Regions from separate parts of the Homo sapiens genome. Here region 1 is linked to region 2. Evidence: chromatin contacts called from ENCODE Hi-C or POLR2A ChIA-PET data. All regions are on one chromosome and are shown on one strand. The core of a region is the stretch at or near the end of the contact, and the rest is flanking DNA. Distances in the headings are between cores, read along the strand shown. Region 1 overlaps NFIA (nuclear factor I A). Region 2 overlaps NFIA (nuclear factor I A).

Region 1 (4,388 bases), core at 321-2,820, 150 kb after region 2:
AGGCCAACAGGAACCCATGCCGTTCCTAACATTCTGCTCTGTCTTCCTCAGTATGCTGCCTCTTCAGCCTCATGCTTAGAGCCTCTGACGGCAAGATGGCTGCTGCAGCTCCAAATAGCATAGTCATATCATACCTTATTTTTCCTCTAATATCAGGGAAAAGGCCCTGCTATTCCTCCTGTGCACCCTGCTAGCAAATTTCTTTGTAGGTCTCATTGGCTAAATCTGGGTCACATTTTAATCTCTAGCTGCAAAGGATGCTGAGAAAACCAGCAGAAGATTATCTTGATTGGCTCAAATCATGACCGTCACCTAGGACCAGTCACATTTGCCTCTCTAAGCAAAATTGTCCCAAGGAAGAAGGCGCAATAGGTAGTGGATAGACTGTTAATAGGATCTGCCATATTCTTTTTTCCTATTCCCTGATAGGTTTCATGCACTTTTCAACTCCAGTAGTTGCACTTGACCCTCTTGTCTCTGAATGCTTGGCTTATTATTCTGCCTTTCCTCCACACACTCCCTATGTGTTTAGGAGATGTAGATGCTATGTGCGTGACTGTGCAGAGGTCATTTCTTTTCAGCCTCTGTTTGAGGTCCAGGATTTGGGCAGAAGTCCTGGCGTTTTGTGCAGACCTGCTCCCATGGGGCTGGGTCACCGTGTGCTGGTTAAACATGGACTCTGAAAAGGCTGAGTTGGAGGATATGTGCCTTTGTGGTTGCAGGGGAGCTCTGTGAAACAGTGCCCCCTGGGTGCCCTCCAGAGTGCTTACCAAACAGGCAGCAATAGGTTCTGGGTTTCTCTTTTATGACTTGGAACCAGATGCTTCCTTTGCAAAGGAAAAGAGCCTGGTTTTGCAGAGCTTGAGTCAACACAAGTTCAGAGAACAGGAAAATGAGTTGACTGGCCCTGCTGCATGAACTTTGAGGAGAGAACTCAATACAGGTGGTGTTCTCGCTGTCCACAAAGTCCTTGCTTGTGAAAATCCTATGCCCAAGAAATTGGCCTTACCGAATATTTCTACACTCTAAATAATGACTGTTCACATGAGGAAAGGATTCAGCATTAGGAATCCTTTTGGACCTAGGCTTTCCCAGGGCTTCTAATGAGTCTAAGGCCTTGAAAGTTCCACTGACACACACAGTTTCAAGCCCAGAGCTTGCTGTCTAATGTGAGATCCATCGAAGATCTCACGTGAGGTCTCAGTGATTCTTCCTGCCACTTTTCTCACACCCACCTGCTTACCTTCCTGTTTGTTTATTGAGGACTTAGGCACATTCTTTGATCTGTGCCCTGTCTTTTTGGGATATAGCCTTTCTATTGAGTCTGTTCATTGAGTTACATTCCACAGCACACACCTCCCCCAAAATATTTGCATGAGAATTTTTCTTAAGGTCTCACATTGCTTCCTTTACAGCAGAGATGAAATAACTTAGCACTTCTAATTGGCTTTTCACTTTCCAAACGCTTTACACATTTAACTAATGAGTCACATGAGCTTGTGATAAGCCGGATCCCTTGTCTTGGAGCAGGGACACTGGGTTAGGACAGGCTGTTCTGGCCCTGTGTTTCTCACCCTCAACACCCTCCTTCCTCAGAGTCTGAATGTGTTGAGATAATGGGGATGCCACCAGGCACAGTTGTTCTCAGCACAGGGCAACCTCGGACCCTCACAGTGCTGCCTTAATAATGTGGGAAGCACCCTTTGCTGCCCTCCAGGGCTGGACTATGCTGCATATCTCCTGTTGCCTTGACTAGTGAAGGGAAGCATAAGGCCAGCCCTCATGACATACAGCTTCTGCCCCTCTCAAGCGCAGTCTTCCTTCCATTGGTCCCTGGCAGTGTGTCTGTGCATATATGGGGAAGGAGTGGTACTAGGGGGATAGAAGAATAACATAGTAGGTCTAATAAGGGAACTGACCATAGGAGGGACCTATGGTCTTGGTACACAGAGAAACCCTGGACTAGGAGTTTTTCTACATCTTGGTACACAGAGAAACCCTGGACTAGGAGTCAAAATACCTGGATTCCTAGCTCATCTCTCCCACCCGCCAGCTGCATGATTGATCTTAGAGAGGAGAAAGAAGCCAGAATTTATTGAGCACCTACTATGTTCCTGGCACCATACTAAGCTGGAAGGGAGGCTAAAGATGTACATTATTCAATCCCTGCCGTACATAGCTCACAGAAAGAAAAGTAAATAAACTAAGATGTGATCGATGAAGTAATTGAAATAGGTATAATCCATACAGAAGAGTCAGTAACTAACTCTGGGGAGAAGCATGGAGCTCATGGAAGATATGCCAGAGGAGAAGACACATGAGTGGTTTTGAAGGAGACAGATATACTTGGTGGGGAGAACATTCCAGACCAGGCAGGAGGAACAGTGCATGCAAAGGAACAGCAGTGTGTGTCTGAAGAACCCTATTCTGTTTGGTGTATCTGTCAGTTTACAGTAGACGGCAGAAACATTAGATCAGAGTCTAGTCGTGAATAAATACATACCTTTTTCCAAGGGTAGTAAAGCACTTGGACTTTATTCTGTGGGAGATGGGAAGCAGGTGATGGGCACAGTGGGATCTCTATATGTGAAGAAACCTCTGCCTTGCTTGGTTCAATCCTCCTGAGATACAGGATTTTATAGGCAATAGTAGCATTGAGACCTGTGGTCATGAGGTACCTTCCTCTTCTGGGCAGCATAATGTAGTGGAAAAAATAGAAGCTTTGGAGGGAGACAGACCTGAGTTTGATCTCAGTATGTGACCTTGGAATAATTTTTAGCCTTTCTGACCCTCAGATGTCACATCTATAAAATTATAAATGAATGCCTGCATTCCACTTAGAGTTATGTAAAGACTCAGTCTAGTTAGGATGAAAAGCCCTCAGCACCCTGCCCAGCCAGTGTGTGGTGCTGCCTTTTCAGCCCTCAGGAGGGAACCTCTGTGAGCACTGGAGGCAGGGTGCTGCTCATTTATCTTTAGGACAAGGGGCCTGTGACCACAAAGAAGAAACAGAAATGGTAATATGATGAGCACCCCGGAGGTAATCTGGTAATGTTCTCCCTGAGCTAAATCTCTTCTCACCGCATCCTCCCGTGTCCATTTTCCTTAAGTTGTGCCATTAATTCTCTCATTACCCAGTGGAATGATATTTATGTATTAAGATCATACTTAGCATACTCCCAAGGAGCAAGTTAAAGTTCAACTAACGTCGCCAGTTTCTCGTTGTAAGGATAAATACACTGAGGAATCCATACGGAGAGCTTCTGTGTGTCTTATAATTTCATATTAAAAAAAGATTAAATTTTATACTGGATAAGAGAGGGAAGGAAAAAAAAATCCCAGTGCAAAAACAAGTTGTGAACCTAGGAGCACAGTTTCTGAATGTTTATTTTGTCAGATACACAGCTGACATGATTAGTTCTAATGGGGTGGTGATCCTCATTGAATTGCAGATTGGTATGAGTGACTGAAATACCGCAGGGACTTAAATAAGTGGTGCATATGGTATTACTTAGGCTGCATCCTTTAGCCAAGGTGAAGGCTTCGTTTTCTGTCCATTCCTAACATGCATGCAGACACACACACACACACACACACACACACACACACACACACACCTGCTACATATGCGTCCATCTAGTCCAGAAGCTCCACACTGAACATCAATTACCTATCTAGAGTAAGGCTGGCTGGCCTTTACTTCCTTCCCTTTGCCCTGTGTTACCTGAGTGCACCCCCAAGCCCCCACACTCTCCAGTGTAGATAATGGTGTATCAGATTAGTCTGCCTTGCTGCTGCATCAAGACCCAGATCAATTTATTGACTCTGCCAGAGTGGCTGGTACAGTAATTGTTACAAGAGAAGAATAGAAAGTGAGAACGTGTACACATGAAAAATAAAAATGACGTTTTGTTCTCTCCTGCCCCCTCCCCCGCCTTTTTTTTCCTCATAGATCTTTATGTGTTTACACAGCAGAGAGCACTTTACTTAAGTTAATCAGCTCCTTCTACATTATTAATTGTGACAGGGTGCCACATGACAGGACGAGTATTATGGGAAACATTGATCTCACTCCGATGGTGTGGACCTGAGCAGGTTTGGTATTCCTCTCCCTATCTCGCTGCTTTGGGGTCCCATCAAATCACATTTCCCTGATTGACAACACGGAATGCCTCCCATCAATACGATTGATTTTGTGAAAAGGACAAGGAACATTTTTCAACTGGAGAGAGATGAATTGTGGTTATGGGAAAGAGAGCATCTCAGAAATCTTTCAGGTTAGAAGCCTAAATTGGGAACTAAGGTATTCTTGTCATCCCAAACACAAGCATAATTTGTACCCCCTGAAAAATGGTATTAGGAGAAACTTATTACAAGTGAAAAATAGA
Region 2 (4,478 bases), core at 1,387-3,886:
ACTGAAAAATGGGGGGTGTGGGGGGAGATTTGTAGCCATTTTAAAGTAGTCTTATCCTCACACATTATGAGTATTTTATTGTCTTCACACAGAGAATAACTAGCTGAACAGACTTTAGGTTAGTTGGCTAGTAGCCAAAATAGGAAATGTTTTAGATCCTATTCCCCTGATTTTCAGGTTCTAAAATGGACTGACTGGGTGGTCTGTTTCAGACATCTTCCCCTCCCCACTCCCCCCACCTCCAACCCTTCACACACAAAGAGTTACACAGGAAAGAAGAAAAAAAGGGATTTCTTGCTGGTCCTCAAATTCGTTTGTGCCTCTGACTCTTATCCCAGGAGAGACCCAGAAGTGCCTATTGAATGTAACGTTCCAAGTAGGAAAGCATTTTAAAGTGTGTATTTAGAATGTATCTGGAATTGCGTAAATATATACATAGATCTAGATTCTAAAAATATGAAAATATGAAGCAATACAATTTATGCAGTATTTGAATTGGGCTCAAAAAGGAAATCAAATGAGGAGCCGTCATCAAATCACAGTGCGGTAGAAGGTGCACCTGGTGTTTGGCTACAGCTCCATCTGCCATTGCTCTGTTTTCCCTGTGATCTAAGCCTGGAACTAGTATGACAGGACCCTTTGACAGAGATATCCTTAGAAGGACCACTTCTAATGGCCACTTTTCATACCTCCCCATCAATTAAAAACCAGCGTGGTGAAAGATCAGAGGGGCGAGCTGGGGTCAGGAATTGGGTATGAGCTTTCCTTGCCACAAATAATAGGGTCACTTCTGCTTTTAAATTTGAATGTGAATTTGTTGTTTTTAAGCCTGTACATTATTTTTTGGAAGGAATTACCTATTTGTGGATAATATTAGTAAACTGAATGTAATATACATAATGTATTTGGGGATTTGGAGTCACTAATCCAGATTGATTAGTTGCCTGCTAGAAAAATTCATGTGGCCACAAGGATTTTTGGCACCTTTTCTCCCTGCAGCTTCCTCATTCTTTTTCTCTTCTTCAGGTTTTACTCAGCTCCAGGCAACTCTTTTCCCCCTGGCATTAGCTTGTCGTTAAGGAAATCTAGTGGGATATCTCAAATAGGGGTGGAGGGTAGGGGGCACTATTTGCTGCAGATTACTCTGCCCCATCTCAGTTGTGCATTTCTATACTTGGTTGATTTTAACCCAAAGGGAACCAGGGAGTCTCATATGGCTTATCCACAGGCATCATATGGTGAATATCCAAAAAGAGAAATGTAAGGATATTGTGGCAAGGCTCGGCAAAATAGGAATAGCTTTTCAACAATCTTTCCACGAAGGAAAGTCAGTGTTTTCTTAGATCTCTGTAGGTATTTTACAACCAGAGAGCTTCTCAGCAAGTAGCACTTGTAAACTCAGAGATGAACAAGAAGAAGCCAAATCACAGCTTCCGAATAGGTCAAATTAGCAAAAGAGACTTGCCATTAAAAGCCTGACACTGAGCGTCTGTTAAGGGAAAATCAGTTGTCCAAGTCACTTAAAGACTTGTACCTCAATTTTCTCATAAGTAATTTAACAGATCATTCTTAAGAATTGCTGGATAGGCCGGGCAGGATGGCTCACGCCTGTAATCCCAGCACTTTGGGAGGCCAAGGCAGGCGGATCACGAGGTCAGGGGATTGAGACCATCCTGGCTAACACTGTGAAACCCTGTCTCTACTTAAAAAAAAAAAAAATTAGCCGGGTGTGGTTGCAGGCGCCTGTAGTCCCAGCTACTCAGGAGGCTGAGGCAGGAGAATGGCATGAACCTGGGAGGCAGAGCTTGCAGTGAGCAGAGATTGCGCCACTGCACTCCAGCCTGGGTGACCGAGCGAGACTCTGTCTCAAAAAAAAAAAAAAAAATAGAATTGCTGGATATATTTGGACTAGGTATTGGATGTGTTAAGGGAATACAGAGATAGAGCAGACATCCTGCTCTTGAGAACCTGATAGTCTAGTAAAAGGGAAAAGACACCATTTGTTCGTTCATTCATTCAACAGGTATTTATCAAATACACTCTAAGAACCAGGCATGTTCTAGGCATCACACTGAGCAAAACAGAAAATCCTACTCTTAATTTAGCTTACCTTCTTGGGGAAGGAGACAGACAATCAGCTGATTAATACACATGTCACATGCCAAGTGGCATCAAACATTATAAAAGAAAATAAGGCAATATAAGGGATTAAAGAAGGGAGGATGTGGGTACTGTCTTATAAAGGGTGGTAAAGGAAGGCCTTTCTGATGTGTTGACATTTGAGTTAAGTCCTAATGAAGTCAAAGAAGTGAATTATGCAGATATTAGGGACTTTTATTCTAAGAAGAGGGAACATTAAATATAACAGCCCTGAGACATGCTGGAAGAACACTAAGGGGGTTGGTGTGGCTTGAAGGGTACAAACAAGGGAGAGAATAGTTGCAGATGAGTAGCAGGAAGGCAAATCATATTGGATCTTGTAAGCCAAGGAAAAGATATGGCACATCCTTGAAAAGCCATGGTATACTCTGGAAGAATGCACATATGAGTCCATTCATTTCTTGGTACAGTAGATATGTCCTGATCCCCTACACTGTGATAGTCACTGTTCTAGATAATGAGTGTTCAGTGGGAAGCAAAGTAGACAGAGTTTAGTGTGGAGTTGTACACAAAGACCTCATTCATAGCATTGTTAAGGAATGAGACTCTGATTTGTCATGGCAGTATCTTTTAGTACCTCCAAAGGTTTTCCCTCGTGCATATTACTAAAAGCCAAGTTACTTGCATGGAATAATATTTGGTTTCACATACCCAATTGTGTAAACAATTATTTCTCAAAATGGAGGTCGAAATCTGTGGAGTTTCAGCTTACCCCTGCTCTCGTGACCCCATTAGATTATAACCCCCAGGTCTCACATACATTCACCATGAAGGTGGATTTTGTTCCTAAATAGTTGCCAGATGTAGCACAATGGTGGCTCACACCTGTAATCCCAGCACTTTGGGAGGCCAAGGCAGGTAGATCACTTGTGGCCAGGAGTTTGAGACCAGCCTGGGCAACATGGCAAAACCCGTGACAGAGCAAGACTGTCCCCAACCCCCCCCAAAAAAAACAAGATGCCAAGTTAAATTTGAGTTTCAGATAAACAGTGAATAATTTTTTAGTACTGCGTGAAATATACTTACACAAACAAAGTATTCATTGTTTGTCTAGACCAAGTTTTGTATTTTATCTGGCAACCAGTTGTAATTCTCCACATATTCCTGTGGAGGTTACATAGGCAATAGTAACAGCAGTGTATGAAAAGGTTTGATTAGTCTGTGATGATTTCACTGATCACAAAAGGTCAAACCACTGGAATTTAACCCACTGAAAATGAAATCTGGGAAGAGTACTACAAAGTTCTAGTGACTTGGCTGCTTAAATTCCATTCCTTCCGCATCTGCTGGTACCTAGCCCAGTAGTTTTCTTGGAACAATAAACCACTTGTGAGGCACAGTCAATAGGTACAATATAATAGTTGAGAGCCACTCAGCCCATGCAAGTGAGTGTATAAGTTTAATTAGTCGTGTATTAATTGAGTAAGCCACTGCGACACTGTGTGAGCCCATACATCCAGTTACTGGCAGACCATTTACTCACGAAAGATGATGAAAATAGGAAATCAGTCAAATAATAGAGCATTTGGAATTCGCACATCCAAAGGTGAAGTAGAGAAATGGCATTTCTGATAAACTTGAAAATAGAAGGGGCCATATTTTTCATGTGCAATATGGAATGATAAATGTATATGTTTTCATCTGTAATTGGGACAACTTTGCTAGGTATGACAAATCTTGTTTGAACATGTTAAAGAAATATAGTGTAACCTTTGAATCCTCCTGCTTTAAAAAAGAATAGTGTTCACAGATTCAAGGAAAACAATTTTGGAAATAGGGTTAAACTCTATTAGGCTTAAAGCCAGATAATAACAAAAATAATGATTTTTGGTGATAATAATCATAATAGTAGCTCACAATCATTGTGGACTTTCTGTGTGCCAGTATGTTAGTTTGGGTCCTCCAAGAATAATATGTCCTGATAGGACAAGAGATTTATTGGGGCAATACCTATCAAATATAAAGGGGGACAGAGCAAGAGTAGATTGAGAGAACTTTTAGGCTGCAGTACAGTTCTGACAGGTGGGAAAGGAGGAGGGAAGAATGAGAGATTGGGTTGGAAGAATCCCAGAGCTCTCACTCCCATTGCCTAGGCTGGAGTGCAGTGGTATGATCATGGCTCACTGCAGCCTCAACCTCCCAGGCTCAGGTGATGCTCCCACCTCAGCCTACCAAATAGCTGAGACTATAGGCACACGCCACCAAGCCCAGCTAATTTACTGTATTTTTAGTAGAGACGAGGGTCTCACTATGTTGTCCAGGCTGGGTTCAAACTCCTGGGCTCAAGAGATCCACCTGCCTCAACCTCTCAAAGTGCT

What was found. Hi-C counts contacts between places; a loop is a spot of excess contacts on that map. ChIA-PET counts read pairs that join two places held with the same protein, here RNA polymerase II (POLR2A). Pooled maps may share reads with other maps.
Region 1: a loop to region 2 is called in a map of endothelial cell of umbilical vein, with 8 times the contacts of the local background. The contact joins two enhancer-like sites. A Hi-C loop is called at or near these places in 2 of 168 maps with a recorded cell type or tissue (Calu3 and endothelial cell of umbilical vein) and 2 of 50 pooled maps. POLR2A ChIA-PET finds 5 or more read pairs at or near these places in 1 of 52 experiments (activated CD4-positive, alpha-beta T cell).

Annotation. Positions count from the first base shown.
Region 1 is chr1:61,435,424-61,439,811 of GRCh38, forward strand. The region is part of intron 10 of NFIA (nuclear factor I A); the gene reads left to right. Among named protein-coding and RNA genes, the nearest start is that of NFIA-AS1, 180 kb to the left of the region's middle. RefSeq lists an enhancer at 1,168-1,669. Within about 2 kb of position 1,571, at least 4 of the 41 ENCODE cell types and tissues checked have a DNase peak (open chromatin) inside an H3K27ac peak, as active enhancers do.
Region 2 is chr1:61,284,560-61,289,037 of GRCh38, forward strand. The region is part of intron 3 of NFIA (nuclear factor I A); the gene reads left to right. Among named protein-coding and RNA genes, the nearest start is that of NFIA-AS1, 33 kb to the left of the region's middle. Within about 2 kb of position 2,637, at least 5 of the 41 ENCODE cell types and tissues checked have a DNase peak (open chromatin) inside an H3K27ac peak, as active enhancers do.